Linked DNA regions of Mus musculus: region 1 is linked to region 2. The links are chromatin loops, found by intact Hi-C in ENCODE. Cell type or tissue: heart. All regions are shown on one strand.

What was found. Hi-C counts contacts between places; a loop is a spot of excess contacts. Peaks named below come from ENCODE experiments on the same cell type or tissue, not always from the same donor. Only the 100,000 strongest peaks of a DNase experiment are listed, where the experiment ranks them.
Region 1: it touches region 2 in a loop (7-fold over the local background); 2 of 42 quality-filtered maps call a loop at or near these places.

What each region holds. Positions count from the first base shown.
Region 1 is chr15:100,633,051-100,641,050 of GRCm38, reverse strand. It overlaps Smagp (small cell adhesion glycoprotein), which reads left to right and starts at 4,111. Exons shown (of 4, transcript NM_174992.4): 1 at 4,111-4,492; 2 at 4,796-4,864. The coding sequence starts at 4,831. In heart, a CTCF peak has its summit at 3,224 (motif pointing right); DNase peaks (open chromatin) are centred at 530, 3,210, 4,160 and 7,550; H3K4me3 peaks cover 2,302 bases; H3K27ac peaks cover 2,189 bases; H3K27me3 peaks cover 4,243 bases.
Region 2 is chr15:100,533,641-100,541,640 of GRCm38, reverse strand. The region is part of intron 2 of Tfcp2 (transcription factor CP2); the gene reads left to right. Among named protein-coding and RNA genes, the nearest start is that of Tfcp2, 14 kb to the left of the region's middle. In heart, a CTCF peak has its summit at 3,550; no DNase peak of the experiment used is centred here.

The DNA of each region.
Region 1 (8,000 bases), 99 kb before region 2:
ACTTAGACGGGGTAATGGTTTCTGCCCAGGTTCAGAAGGCTTTCGTCACACACCGACCCCAGGTCACGAGCATCCTGGCTGGAATGCTTCTCTGAGTGCATTCCTACAGCAGCAGACACTGTGGGAAAGGGCTGTCTGCTGGAGTCGGAGCCATGTCATCTCTACAGCCTGGTGCCCTGTGAATGAAGGTCTGATCCAGATGGATGCAGCTATGAAAGACAGGGTGGGGTGGGGGAGGGTGGGGGACACAGACAGGAATTTGGCCGGGATGGCATTATGCACAGGGTCAGAAGTTCCAGGCCAAGTGCTATCAGAGCAAACTTTTGTAAAAACACAGTGGCTCTGGGGCTCTGTCACCTGCTCTGCCTTTGTTCCCTCATCCTCCCCCCATCCCAGCCCTCCCCTGCTCTCACGCATGCAGACATCTTTGGTCTTTTGAAACAGGGTCTCAGTGTAGCCTGGGTTGGCTCACATATCCTGCCACTGCCTCCACTTGCTAAGATGACAAGTGTGTGCTGCCACGCCCAACCTACCTTTGTTCTCAGTACAGCTGACAGGTCACACCAGTCACTCCTTGCGAGAACCTCCTGTGTGTTAAATACAGAGACACAGCGCCAAACATGAGGGTGCCGAGCAGACCTGCCAGGGCTGACGTGTTTTAGAGGAAAATGCACACTGGTGAGAAGTTACCCAAGGTTAAACTTGAGAGACAGGACTCGCCCTGTCACTCTCTGGAAATGACTACAGAGGGGACCTCGGTTATCCGGACCCTCTGGTGGGAACCTCAGTTATCTGGATCCTCTGGTTGCAGGCAAGGAATGGACGAGATGAAGAAATAGAGGATTGCCTTTGCAGGTAGGCGGTTCACAGAGCTGCTGGAAGAACAGCTAGGCACAGGAAAGACGAGACCAACCAGTCTGGGGAATCCACGGAGGGGGACAGATCTGCTGCCTGGCCTCAGCTGCTGATACGGCCTGCCTGGCTGCAACATCCTCCCCAGATACGTGTACACTAGAGAAAGAACTGGCTCGTTCCTTTTGTACAATGTGGCCATCCTACAGCAAGGATGTAGGAATGGTGCCTGCCACTACTAGGGCAGGGGACAACATGTCTATGTTGACAGGAATGTGGTGGGTTGGGGCAAGGAGGGCCTTTGATAGTAATTATGAACCATCATAATTTTTACTGTTATGAGGGTCATTTGGTGGGTGTGTACATGGGAGGAGACTCATACAACAGTGCAGTACTATGATGGACTGTTTATTGTACATCAATTATGTCCTGAGCTGGGGCTGGTGAGATGGCTCAGTGGGTAAGAGCACCCGACTGCTCTTCCGAAGGTCAAGTTCAAATCCCAGCAAAAAAGGAGTTCAAATCCCAGCAACCACATGGTGGCTCACAACCATCCGTAACAAAATCTGACTCCCTCTTCTGGAGTGTCTGAAGACAGCAACAGTGTACTTACATATAATAAATAAATTAATTATAAAAAAAAAAAAAAAAAAAAAAAATTATGTCCTGAGCTACAAACACCAATTCTAGAGGGCCCACAGTCCCCTAACGCAGGACACAGAATTTGAGGCACATACAGGATTTTCCAGTAAGTGTGTCCACATAGGAGCTGGGGTTCTGTGTTTATATCTGGGAGTAATTTTTCCATTCTACTTTTGTGTACAGTATACTGTCCAGCACAGGGAGAGGCTGGTAACCGAGTTATTTTTTCATCCATCAAGAAAATGCTTCCGTGATCAATACTTCCCCAAACCCTTTTGAGTGCAGATGAGCCTGTCTCTACCCAGCACAGGCCTCTGGAGGACAGTCCTTCCTGACCCTGTGATGAACATATAGGTTCACACACAGTGGCCCGGGATAAGCAAGCAAGCAAGCAAGCACACACGGTGATGGAGGGTCCATGTCGGGGCACAGCTTCCTGTACCCAAACCCTTAGGAATCATCATCTTCCGAAATCAAGCCCTCTTTTTCTCACTTTGAAAGACTGCCCTTCACAGCTCTCTATACAGTAGTCCTGGGAGGGTGCCTCCCGAGAGATTTTCAAATAACCCCACTGCCGGCTCTGCCCGTTCTAGCTCTCCCCCAGGCACTCCCTCCTGTGGCAGTCAGGATCACTACTCCAGGCTAACTAGGGTGTCATGGAAGGGTAAGAACGGGCTGGGAATAGAGGCACCTCTGCTCCAGGTCCACCATCTGACAAACCCTCAGGCTGCACGGGCACTTGAGTTGGTAGCATGCTTGTCTAACATCCTCGGAGGCCTGGATTTGATTCCCCAGCACTACATAAACCAGGCAGGTGGGCAGACACCTACCTGCCAAGATCAGTCCTCGGAGGTGGGAGGACCAGAACTTCAAGGTCAGCTTTTGCTATGTGATACAGGTGCTGCTGTCTTTAAAAAAAAAGTCTGGAGAAACCCAGTTCAAGCCTTTTGCTTATGGGGTTTGCTTTGTCTTTGTCTCTCCCCCCCCCAATAAAATGGGAACTCTTTGGGGGAGTAGGCCATGTCCAAGTTGTAGGACTTCCTGTCTGATGGGGGTGGGGGGTAAGTCAGTAACTGCTACAACAGAGGCACAGCTAGAGTGGAAAATGCACTACGCTGTGAACATGGTACTTTACTGCGATCCCAAGGAAGCATCCAAGGGGGAAGGAAAGGGCCCACATGCTTGGGTAGTGTGGACAGTCTCAGCCGGGAACTGAACAGTTGGCCCAGACATCATCCAGGAAAAAGGCAAGGACACAGAACACGGCCACCCCAGTAGAAGCACAAGGAAGCCAATAAAGCCAGGCGAAGATAAATGTCACCTGTCTCTTGTCTGCCCTGAGGTCCCTAGAGGTCTGTTGACAAAAGCATGGCTGCTTCAGTTTCCGAGGCTTAAGTTTCACTCTTGGAGAAGACTGGCTGTCCATGTGAGACCGTGTCCATCATCGATTCACTTGACTCCTTATGGAGGTCTGACACAGACGCATCCTGAGTCCCTGCTCCCCAGACTCTGGACAGTGTTGACAGGCTGCGTCTGGGTATAGACTGGGTGTCATGTGCCAACCTGTCGTGCCAGCAATACCAAAGCTGAGGCAGTGGGTCCTAACCTGAGGCCAGCTTGTGGTTTCTGGGAAACTCAGTTGTTAGCTTTACAAGGCAGTTAGGTATCTTCACTGACTAAGCTTTCTCATCAGCCCCAGCAAAGTTTTAAGTGAGCCTGCCGGTGCCGGTGGAGGCCAGAAGAGGGCATCAAGATCTCCTGAAACTGAATCACAGGACGTTGTGAACTACTGGGAGCCTTTCTCCAGCTAACCCCTCTCCCCCCCTCCCCCGCCCCCCAAAGCAACTTTTAAAGGTTATATTTTAAAGAAAAAAAAAAAAAAAGACATGAAAGCCAAGTGTGGTTGGTCAGGTCCGACCCTCAGTGAGCTACCCAGGTAACCTGGCCAGTGTTTTTTGAGCACATTATCATGTGCTAGGTGAGGTTCTAGGCAACTCATTGGAGCTCCGCAATAACCCTAACCCTGAGTTCACACAGCTTTGCCCAAAGAATCAGAAGTAACCTGCGCTAGCTTACACAGCGGGACCACCTCCAGAGCCTGTTATATAGAATTATTGCCTCTTAGTCAACGAGTTCCTCTAGTTAATTTGGGAGCATTTCCTGTCACTGACGTGAGTCCAACTGCTGCTAAAGTACAGCACTGATGAATATTTAAATCAAGGCGCTTGCCTCGGGCTAGGACCAAGGCTGTAAAACGGCCTTACGGGAATTGCCACTTTCAGTCCCCATTTTAGGGATGAGGAAACCGACTACTGAGGTGTTCAGGAATGTGCCCACAGCCACCCAGCTGGCAAGCACTTACGCTGGAGCTTTTAATCCTAAACAGCCCACAGCCACACCTCCTACCCTCTCCACGCTCCACCGCCTCCTGGGAAGGTCGCACGCGGAAGGTCCAGGTGGCCCCGGGAGGTGCTCGGCTAAGTCGCCCCGAAGTCGCGGACTCCAGAGGGCCCACGCGTGACTGAGCTCCCGCGGGACACGCCCCTCGCTCGCCCTACAGCTGGCGCTGCCGACCCCGGCCGAGCCCGGCACGGGGGCGGAGCGGCTCCGGACAGTGGCCTTTCCTCCCGGGGGAACCTGCTGAGGGCGGCCCCGAGCTCCTTCCTGTCCCTCCCACCGCGGTCCGGGCTCGGCGGCCGCTCGGCGCGGGGTCCCGGGCGCGGCTCCGGCGACTCTCGGCCGCTCCCACCCCGGCGAGTTCAAAAGGACGCGCGGCGCCCGGCCCTGCCCGCCCGTCGGACTGGAAAGGTGAGCGCGCTGCGCGGAAGCCCGGAGCCCGCACTCGGCCGCCGCGCGCCTGCGACCTGACCCGCACGGGTACTGCGCGGCTGCAGGGACACTCGACGGCCAGGGCGCGGGCCCGGGGCACGCGGGATCCCCGGGGAGCGGGGCGCACCCAGCGGACGGCTCGGCGGGGCTCCTGGCCCTGGAAGCCCAGGTAATGCAGGTGGCTAAGGGACCCGGATCGCTCATGGGCGCAACCGGGCCGACCCTTGCTTAACTTTCCCAGGCCTGGGGAAAGGGTCACCAACGCCACCCATTCCCCGACCCTGCGACCAGGGTCAGCTCTTGGGGGAAGGATTTGTTTATGGAAGCTGATTAGAACCGAAAGGAAGAGAGTGGATATATCCAGGGGAAGGGACTCGGGGAAAACCTGGCGCCCGAGGCTCTCCTGGGATCTACAAGCCCTGCGACCTCAGGAGCCCGTCCACCTCATTCTTGTCCGTCCTTCTTCCCACAGATCTGACCCTACGAAATAGCCTGCCCTCAGCAACGATGAACAACCTACCGGCCACACCTTCTCCTGAAGGTAGGTGATGAAAGTTATGGAGTAGGGGGGCTGTTTAAGAATTCCCACCCCAGAACAGGTCTTGGAATTCCGCGAGGCCTCACTCAGTGTAGACTGGAAGACTCACCCATCCCCACCCCACTCCACCCCACCCTACCCCTACCAACCCGCTGTCGGGCCTCACGCAGGAAAAAGCTCCAAGAAAACAGAATTCAACTTCAGTGTGCCCTTTTGCGCTATTTTATTCTCAAGTCTGGACCGGACCAATTCCAAGCACTGCGAGTCACCTGGGTTTAGGAAGTTCTTTGATGCCCAAAGGAGCCATTTTTACATTCACCCCAGTAGTTAAGTAAAGGAGAAAGGGAATCTTCTAAAGATAACCGGGAGGACTCGTGATGTCGCTTAATTGGTAGAGAACTTGAGATGAAACCCATTTTGATGGCTTGTGCCTGCAGTCCCTGCAACTTGGGACGTAGAGGCGGGAGTACCAGAAACTCAAGGTTATCCTCAGCTAAATAGTGAATTTAAGTCTAGCCTGGGCTAGAGGGATGTGGGGTGTGTTTAAAAATTCTAGGAGCCAGGTGGTGAATTGAGTCTCACCTTTCCTTTCCTAATCAGGCTGGTTCTGGCGCGCTGACGGATATTTACATATTAATTGGTTTCACCTTGTGCCAGCCTGGGTGTGGGAGGAACTAACTTGTTTTCTTATGTATAGAACAAACGTTCACTTTGAGGGACACTGTTTTTTGCTGATATGAAGTTCGGGGAGGGAGAACCCGGGGAAGGCAAAATCTGAGGCAGTTTCTCCTGGAACTAGTGGAGCACGTGATTCAGACTGCTGCTTGGTGAGAAGTGGTGGGCAAAGAGGAACGGAGGACAGCCCTTCAGGCTGGTGGGTAAAGGCTCTGGAGTGGGAGGCGAGCTTTGCAACAAAGTCTCTAGAAGAGTGAAGTGAGGCTCAGTGTTTACCCCTTCCCGTCTGGTTATTTCATCTAGCACAATACTTCAAGGGACATCCATGCCGTCTGTTCTGGTTGACATTTGCTTTTACTTTTAATTCTTCTGGATGTATATCCCAAAGTGGAGTTGTTGTTAATATATAGCAATTGATATATTTGAAAAGAACCATGATAGAGTTTTTCTTAGTAGCTGTGTTATTTATATCTCCACCAGCAGCATACAAAGGTTCTGATTTCTCCACACCCTCTCTAACAGGTGTGTGTTATTCAGGGCAAGTGTGGCACTAGTGTCTTAGTGGGTGGGAGATGGTGTCTCGTTGTGACTTTGTTTCCCTAGTGACTAGTGATGTCCAAGCATGTTCTTGTGTGCTTGTTGGTCACCTGGACATCTGGAGAAAAGTGTCTTGTTGGAGACTATGTCCGTTTCTGATTGTTTTGTTTTGTTTTTCGAGACAGGGTTTTTCTGTATAGCCCTGGCTATCCTGGAACTCACTTTGTAGACCAGGCTGGCCTCAAACTCAGAAATCCTGCCTCTGCCTCCCAAGTGCTGGGATTAAAGGCGTGCGCCACCACTGCTCGGCACTATGTCTGTTTCTTAAACATTTATTTATTCATGTTGTACATATGTGTGTCTGTGTGCACTTGTGTGTTGTCCCCCCTCTTCAGCTTGCACATGCTGGAGGTCAAAGGGCAACTTTCTGGAGTCAGTTCTCTTCTTCCACCACCTGGGTTTCTAACTCAGGTCCGGCTTGGCAGCAGGTGCCTTCACCTGGGGACCAACTCACTGGCTCCTTGCATGTTTTTAAATCATAGTGTTACACTGTTGCTGAGTTGTGTGTTCTTGGTTCAACAAGTGTCCTGGGTGGGTGGACTTGTAGGATGCAGCACACAGTTTCCTGCCCACTAGGTCTGAGCATACATCCAAGCACAAGAGAGACGGCTAGTGATCAGCCAGGATTCCCTAAAATAAATAAATAAAATAAAATAAAATAAACCAAACCCAAAAAACCCCAAACAGTTTAAAATATGTTTTTCAATGCCACCAAGATAAGACCTTGTATATAGCATTAATATAATGTTAATATAATAATGTCTATGTCTATAACAATGAGTACTTATGGATGAAGATATTGTAATGAATAACTAATTGGTTGATATGGCAATCTTAGTATTATTTATTACCTTGACTTTAAAGGAAATTTAAGTCACTAAAATAAAATCACTAAAAGACATTGTCATAGGCCCCTGAGATTATTGTGGATCAAGCTGCTGGCCATGTTCGGTCCGTCAGAACCCTGTCTCAGGAGGTCTGGCCACCCCACCCCACCCCATGCCACCCAGGGTTCACAGTGGCCTCCTCCCAGGTGCCGTGCTGGATACTCAGCACTTTTACACTGAACAATTTTCTCACCACACTAAGAAGGTTTTATTCTCATCTTATCGAAAAAACAAAATCTGAGTTTAAGAAAGTTAAGAAGTTTTCAGTGATTTCAAAACCAAAACCAAAAACTAAACCAACCAAACAAAAAACTGCCCAGTTTAAAAGAAAGAAACCAAAAGAAAATTTCCCGTCGTGCCGCTGATCAGAGCAGAGGAAGCAGGGCTGGCTGTGCCCAGCCTGAGTGATTCCCCAGGTGTGTTCTTTCTGGCATGGTCTACTGCTCCGGAGGTTTCCTTCACCCAGCTGCCCACCCAGCTGCCGGTCACAGCAGATATGCAGGGCAGAGGGACTGGATTCCGGCTGGCACTCCTAAGGACCGAGGGCTGTGGGAGTGACCCTGTCAGGCAGGTCTAGAGCAAATAAGCAGGTTGGCAGCTTCAGGTGGCAACGGATCTGATGCCTCCTCTCGATAAGAGAACTGGCGGCTCTGGAGACAGGAGGCACAAAGGAATCAGCTAGGATCTGGGTCAACACAAAGACAGCTGTGTGAGGGATCTGAAGGCCTGTGGTGGTTAGGATCTGGGCAGAGCCTTAAAGTGGTGGCCCTCTACCCTGGCTACCTACCTACCCTGAAGTGCGGCCTTTCTTGGAAGCTCAGAAGGGGAGAGAGGGAGAACTTGTTTCTTTCTTTGGGAAAACTGGCAGGAACTGGGGGTCAAAGTTAGGGCCTTCCACAAGCGACCTCCACAATGGCAGGAACTGGGGGTCAAAGTTAGGGCCTTCCACAAGCGACCTCCACAAGCGACCTCCACAAGCG
Region 2 (8,000 bases):
GCAGATGGTTGTGAGCCATCATGTGGGTGGGATCAGGGAATTAAACTCAGGACATGCTGCAAACCCTCTGGGCCCCTTTGTCTGCATGGAACGGGGTCTCTAGTCACGGGTGGGCAAAGCGTTGGATGGAATGACAGACAGATGCACACAGGAGAGGTTGTGTAGAATCTGAATGTAATTTGTCAAATCGAGCATCAAACTTTTTTTACAGAAGAAAATAAGGAAGTTGGGTGACACACCAGCAAGGTACAAAGAGGTTACTGGATTCTTTACATAAAACAGAGGAATGCAAACACAGAAGGTCTAACAGGGACCACCTGGGATAGAATTCATTGTTAACAACTGGGATCAAAAGGAGCTCCACCTAAGATTCACTTAATCTTAGGGTCAAGGGCTTTGTGCCCTTGCCATAGTTCCTATTTTAGTCTATTGTATAGTCCACCTTCCCCCTAGGCCAATTTAAATACGTGTGTATGGGTGTAACTCAGCTATCTATAGTTCTATGTATCTACTCTGGTTTCTCCTTAGGTCTGAAACTTCCTTCTTCCTAGATGATGGTAAATTCCTGTGCAGGGCAGTGACCTAGCTTTTATTCAAAGTGATAGTGTAATACCAGAGGCAATTCTGAATGTCACTGAATAGGCAACATTCTTTCTGAATTCCAAGCCCGTGGTCTGCTCAAGGACTTTCTAGGACATTGGAACACTGGCGAAGGCTTTAGCTATGCCAGAATTCAATCTTAAAAGGCACTTATAGTAGGATAATACTAAAAGAGAGCACGTGGATCCATACACCAGACTAACGCGGGAATGGAATATTAATGTATGGGTTAGAGAGGACGCCAGACTCCAGGAGGTGAGTTTCCGTGAAACTCTGCCTCGTGAGTAGCTTCCAAGCCTCTTGGCCTGTCAAGCTGACTCGACCAGAGTGCATGGCAAGGACACCAGTGTTCTTATACACGGGCCTTCTCTCCAGCCAGGTGATCATCTTTCACTGTGCACACACTGCTTAGTTTTATAAAGTCCAATTTGTCAGTTGTCCTTACTTCTTAGGAGATGGAGTCCTTTTCTTCACCTCCATCAGATAAGACACTTTTATTTCTTTCTGGCAGTTCCAGTGTTTCAGGGTTAGGGTTTGATCCAGTTGGAGTTGGCTTTTGTTCAAGGTCTAGTATCATTCTGCCTGTTCTCCCGACTCCATGGCAATGCTTTTCTCCACATATGTCTTTAACCTCATTGGCAACATTAAGTAGCTGATGTCATGTTTGCTTGTGCTTGGGTCTTCAGTTCTGTTCTGTTGGTATGCATGTCTGCTTTGTGGCAGTGCCATGTTGGTTTATTCCTGTGGCCCTGTACTGTATCTTAGGATCAGGAGTGGTAATCCGCCCAGCACTGTTCTGTTTGTTCAGGATTGTTTTGGCTGTCTGAGGTAGCATGTGAATTTTAGGATAGTTTTTCTCCGTTTGTGTAAAGAGTGAGATGGGGATTTTGATTGGGCTGACATTGAATGTTCACACTGTCATCTTCACAGTATTGATTCCCAGTCCAGGAGCATGTGATGTCTCCATTGTTACCTTTCAGAGGTTTAAAGTCCCCGCAGTTGTGGCCTGCGTTTCTTGGTGAGGTTTATTTCTAGGCACTTTATTTTCTCTGACTCTGTTGTGAATGGAGTGAGTCCACGATCTCCTTCTCTGTATATTTACTGTTGGTGTTCAGAAAAGCCATTGATTTGCACAAGTTGATTCTGTATCCTCCCACATTCTAGAAGTTTTCTGGTAGACTTTTTGGCTCCTGCAGACAGGGATGGGTTGATGACGTCCTGCCTTGTAGCTCCAGCTCTTGCTTACAATGCAGAGCTGAACAGGAACAGAATGGTGGGTATCTGTCCTGTCCTGACTTCCATGGGCAACAGCAGTTCTCAACCTGTGTGTCACAACCCCCATATCAGATACTTACGTTACGACTTACAACAGTAGCAACATTACAGTGTGAAGTAGCATCACAATAAGCTTGCGGCTAGGGCTCAGCACTGCTGAGGAGCAGCGTTAGGAAGGCTGGGAGCCGCTGATTGAGGATGTGGTTGGCTGCGGGTTTCTCGTACATTGCTTTTATTGTGTTGCGGCATGGCCCCTCTAGCCCTACATTTCTAGGACTTTTATCATCAAGGTATGCTGGATTTATAAAAGGCTTTTTCAGCTTCTATTGAGATAATCGTGTGGTTTTTTTGTTTTGTTTGTTTGTTTGTTTGTTTTTGTCTTTAGGCCATTAATGTAGTTTATTGCATTGATGTGTATATGTTGAACCATCCCTGAATTCAGAGATAAAGCCATCTTGATCATGGTGTATAATTTTTTTTTTAATGTTTGCTATATTGTTTGAAAGTATTTTATTGTGTATTTTTGAGTCTTTGTTCATCTGGGATATTGGCCTGTAGTTTTCTTTGCTGTTGTTGCTGTGTCTGCCCCTGGTGTAGGTATTAGATTGATACAGCAGGAGTCTGGGAATGCTCCTGTTTCTTTCCTTATTCTTAATAGTTTAAATAGCTACAGCTAGTCTTCTTGTTGTGAATCTGGTCCCGAATGCCTTTACTTTTTAGCTGGAAGGTTTTTTATTACTATTTCAGTCCCCTTATTTGATGTTTAGGTTGTTGACTTCTTGTTTTCCTTTTGGTAATTTTCAGTCTAGAAATCCATTTCTTTTACATTGTACTGCTTAATTAGACTACAAGCTTTATTTGTTTGTTTGCTTGTTTAGTTTTTTTTGAGACAGGGTTTCTCTATGTAATAGCCTTGGCTGTCCTAGAACTCACTGTATAGACCAGGCTGGCTTCAAACTCAGAGAGCTGCCTGCCTCTGCCTCCTGGGTGCTGGGATTAAACGTGTGGGCGACTCTGTGCAGACTGAGTGCAAACACTCATGTGCAGTATTCTAAATTTCTATGATGTCTATTGTAGTGTTTCCCTGTTCTTTTCTGACTGTTAATTTAAGTCATCTATTTCTTTTCATTAATTGTGCCAAGGATCTGTAGAATTTATCTTCCCAAAGAAAATAGCTCTAAGATTTATTGATTCTTTGGACTGTTTTCTTTGTTTCTGCTTTGTTTTTGTTTTTTTTTTTTTTTTTTTTTTTTTTTTTGCTTTTGGTTTTTCGAGACAAGGTTTCTCTGTGTAGCCCTGGCTGTCCTAGAACTCACTTTGTAGACCAGGCTGGCCTTGAACTGAGAAATCTGCCTGCCTCTGCCTCCCGAGTGCTGGGACTAAAGACGTGCGCCACCACGCCCGGCACTTGTTTTGTTTTTTATTTGATTATTTCTTGCCATCAGCTGGGCTTGTATTTGTTCTTATTCTTCTAGCTTTTTGAATTGCATCATTAAGCCATTTATCTGTGTTCTTTTTGATTTTTTTTTTTTCTTATGGGTGTGGGGTGGGAATTGAGACAGGGTTTCTCTATGTAGCCTTGGCTGGACTGGAACTCCCTCTGTATACCAGGCTGCCTTGAACTTAGAGATCCACTTGGTGCTGGGATTAAAGAAACGCACTACCGCCACCTAGCTGTAAATTATTTCTTAAACCACTATGTTTTAGGAGTATTTTGTTATTAAGATAGCAGGTAAGCTTCTACAAAGTACTTTGCTCCCAACAAAACCTAATAGTGATGGTGAATGAATACAATGGAAGATACTAAGGTATACGCACGCACGCACGCACCCAGAGAGAGAGAGAGAGAGAGAGAGAGAGAGAAAACACGGTATATTTTTAAAAGTTTAAGATATTAAAACACATAACCATCTCATAATATAATATAACAATTCAGCTTATGTTACTTATTAAATATTGATGTGTTTGATTTTGTAAAACAAGGTTTCCCAGACTGGCAGTAGTGGCGCACGTCTTTAATCCCATACTTGGGAGGCAGAGGCAGGTGGATTTCTGAGTTCGAGGCCAGCCTGGTCTACAGAATGAGTTCCAAGACAGCCAGGGCTACACAGAGCAACTCTGTCTTGAAAACAAACAGACAAACAAACAAACAAACAAAAGAAAAAAGACATCGTTTCCCTATGTAATTCAGGCTGCCCTTAATCTGTGACCTATCCCGAGTCTCCCCTGAATACTAGATTAATACCCAAGCCTCAATGTCTCGCCTATATTATCTTTTGTTTCATTTTGGTGTTAAGTTTTTTTGAGACAAGGTCTTAGGTTGCCTTAGCTAGCTTCCAACTTAGCTTCCAAAGGCTGGCTTTGAGCTGGCCTTGCTGCATCTGCTGAGTGGGGCTATAGTGTGAGCCACGCCTAGCTGTCTTTTAAAAGAACAAGTTAATGCTATAACCATGTTGCCAATAAAATATATTTTTCCTTCTCTAAAGAAATAGTTTTAGGGCTGGTGAGATGGCTCAGCAGGTAAGAGCACCGACTGCTCTTCTGAAGGTCCTGAGTTCAAATCCTAGCAACCACATGGCGGCTCACAACCATCTGTAACAAGATCTGATGCCCTCTTCTGGTGCGTCTAAAGACAGCTACAGTGTACTTACATATAATAAATAAATCTTTAAAAAGAAAAGAAATAGTTTTAAAGTGTTTGAACATTGTGGCAGGTATCTTTATTTTTTTACTCATTTATTTTGCCTATTGATGGTTTTTCGTCTATAAAAATTATCTTTCTTGACAGAAAACATAGAAGAAAAACAGGAATGGAGAGGTCTTATCTGCTTCATATTAATTAGTAGTAATTATATCAAAGAGTGAGTCTGTACCATAGGTCTCCGAACATTGTGGGTTTCAGCTTCAGCTTGTTCTGAGATGTGTGTGTGTGTGTATGTGTGTGTGAGTATGTGTGGTCTGTCAGTGTGCATGTGGTATGTGTGCATGCATGTGATAGTATGTGTGGTGTGTACATACATGCATGTTTGAGTGTGGTGTGTATATGGTAGGTGTGGTATCTGGTGTGTATGTGCAAATGTGTGTGTGTGGTGTCTATATTGGGTATATGTGGTATCTGGTATGTATGTGCATGCATGTATGAGTGTGGTATGTGTGTGCATGTGTGGGTATGAGTGTGTATGTATATAAATATATATTCTGCATACTTTTTCAGTACCGTTGCTTTAAGAAAAGCTTCCTTTTTTATACTTGTAGCTGGTGAGTACTCTATGTGATTTTTAACCACCCTCCGTTTTCTCTGTCTCAGTAATGTGTACCTGTGGAATTCCCTTCTTGAGAAATTGGCAGCTGAGCGAGGCAGGTGGAAGTTCATGCAACTTATTGTCCGTGTTAGTTCTGACTTCCTCGAGGGCTGGCTGTTGTTAGCCTTGTTCCAGATGTCGTCACACCTGTCCCTCTTGGTTCTCTAGGCTCTTTCTAGGAGAGAGCATCTTCAAAGCTGGTAGGCCTGAAGGGAAAAGGTTAAAGCATAGTTAAGAATTAGAGACCAATCATTGCCTCAGATGAAGAGGGCAGTGTGTACATCTGCAGAGCATGCAGAAGCTTCCATGTTGTGTGGTATACCGTCTCTCCTGTGCTGCTGTGTATGTCCACAGAGCATGCGTGCAGCAGCCTCTGGTCAGTAGTCTCCGTAGTGTGCTGCCCATTGTCCCTCTCGCGCTTCTCTCACACTCTGGACTCATAGCCATGTTTTTCACGATAGGGTTTCTTGTATCCCAGTGTGGCCATGAGCTTACTGTGTTGCTGAGGATCATCCATTTGTCTATTTGTGTGGCGTGTTTCATCTACTGAGCCATATCACTGGGTCTGATCCTCCTGCCTTTACCTCCCAAGTGTAGGATTAAAGGACCGATCTGCTAGACCTGGTTTATGCTGGGATGCATGCAGATCATGTGCTGCGTCTTATGTATGCTAGGCAAGCACTGTACCAATTAGTCTACATCTCCAGTTTATCCTTTTACCAAACGCGCTTTCTGTACCTTTATGTTTGGTTAGAGACACGCCAGATTGGCTGGCATGGCGGTGAATGAACACCTTTAATCCTATCACTCAGAAAGCAAAGCAGGTGGATCTTTGCGAGTTCAAAGTCAGCCTGGTCTATAGAGTGAGTTCTGGACATCCAGGGCTGTGTAGAGAGACTCTGTCTTAAAAACAAACAAACAAACAAACAAATCTCAACACCCCCCAAAAAACCATCCACCTAAAAAATTGATGTGACAAATTCAGAACAATGCACATTGCATTGGTTCTGCAGAATTGAAGCAGAAATATCAAGTCTCGTCAGTAATGCACACTAAGCACAGAGAAGTCAGCCCTTGAGATTCCTTCATTGAAATGAACTCAATGAATGAAGTGGTTTGATGCAATAGAATGCCTCCTGACACATTGGAGAAACTACCGAGCCTTCAGCATGGGTTTCCTAACTTGTCAGCTTCCCCTTGAGAAAGAGCGGGCTCTCTCATTGCATCAGCACAGGTTAATTATACATGACGATGGGTTTCCTATGACATGCTCCTCCTGATAACTTTTATCCCGCATTACTCTGCCCCCACCGATCCTTTCTCTTTCCAACTCATCCTTCTACTTTCCTGTCATGTGTATGAGTGTGTGACAAGGACTGGGTGCCCTAGTTAGGGTTACTGTTGCGGTGTGATGGAACACCATGACCAAAGCAACTTGAGGAAGAAAGGGTTTATTCAGCCTATGCTAATCAGGGCAGGAACCTGGAGGCAGCGGCTGATGCAGAGGCCATGGAGGGATGGATGCTGCTTACTGACTTGCTCCCCATGGCTTGCTCAGCCTGCTTTTATAGAGAATCCAAGACCACCAGCCCAGGGATGGCACCACATACAGTAGGCCAGACTCTCTCCCGCTAACTAAGAAAATGGATGACTCTACCTTGTGTCAAATTGACCTAGCCAGTACACTGGTTTTAGACTTCCAAATTGGTTCTTTTTGAATGCATTTTCTTTAAGAATAAGTAGGGGCCTTGCATGTATTTACTGAGGATCTTTAAGTCTCAATCTCTAGAACTGAATATTTTTTTTGCTCCAACAGTAAAGAAATACAGAATAGTTAATAATTTTAGATTGTGAAATCTCTGAGGGACTGGTAGGATGTCTCAGTAGTTAAGGCACTTGCTGCTAAATCTGATGACCCAAGTTCCATTCCTGGAAAACCACATGATATATGGAGAGACCAGACTCCAGAAAGCTGTCCTCTAACCCTCATATGTACAGTCTGTGTGTCAATGTAACTTAAAGAAAGAAACCTCCTATGAATGTAGCATATCCAGGGTATGTGCTGCTTTGAGTAATTTTAGAATCTCAACCTTAAATGACAGATCTGTGCTTAGTCATGGAGGGTTAAGTGGAGTGCCACACACTGCTGTGACTGGGCTCTGTATCTTAGCCTCCCTAGACACTGAGATTTGAGGAGGAGAGTACCAGCCTACGTTAGTGAGGGTTGAGCTGTTGCTATGTCAAAATCCAATTTATCTTGATTCCTGGTAATTGTCACTAATTTTTCAAAGAAGCCAGTAGAGTTGTTGTTTGAGGATGATGTCACAGTGAAGTCTCTCAATGCCCAACATTGTTTCTGAATTTGTCTTGTTTTCTACAGTGTTTGTTGTAGCTGGACTTAACTTTTTTTTTTTTAATAGAACTAGTGTCTGGTTTGAAATTGTCTCCAGGAACAAGAGTGTTTTTCCCTGACTGCCACGCCCTAGGAAGGGTAGATTTTCTTGTTTCTCAGAATGCCCACACTGGCTTTGAACTCAAGATTCCCTGGTGCTGGGATTACAGGTGTGTGCCATCACACTGGGCTTTCTCCACTCTTTTTCTTTCTTTCTTTTTTTAAACGTATGTATGAGTGTTTGTCTGCATGTATGTATGTACCATGTGTGTGCCTGGTGCCTGTAGAGGCCAGAAGAGGGTGTTGGATCCCCTGAACATGAGTTACAGATGGTTGTGAGCCACACCATGAGGTACCAAGCAGTGAGTGCTGTTAACTGCTGAGCGTTCTCTCCAGCCTCGCTCTCTACTCTTAACTGCACCCGTTGGGAC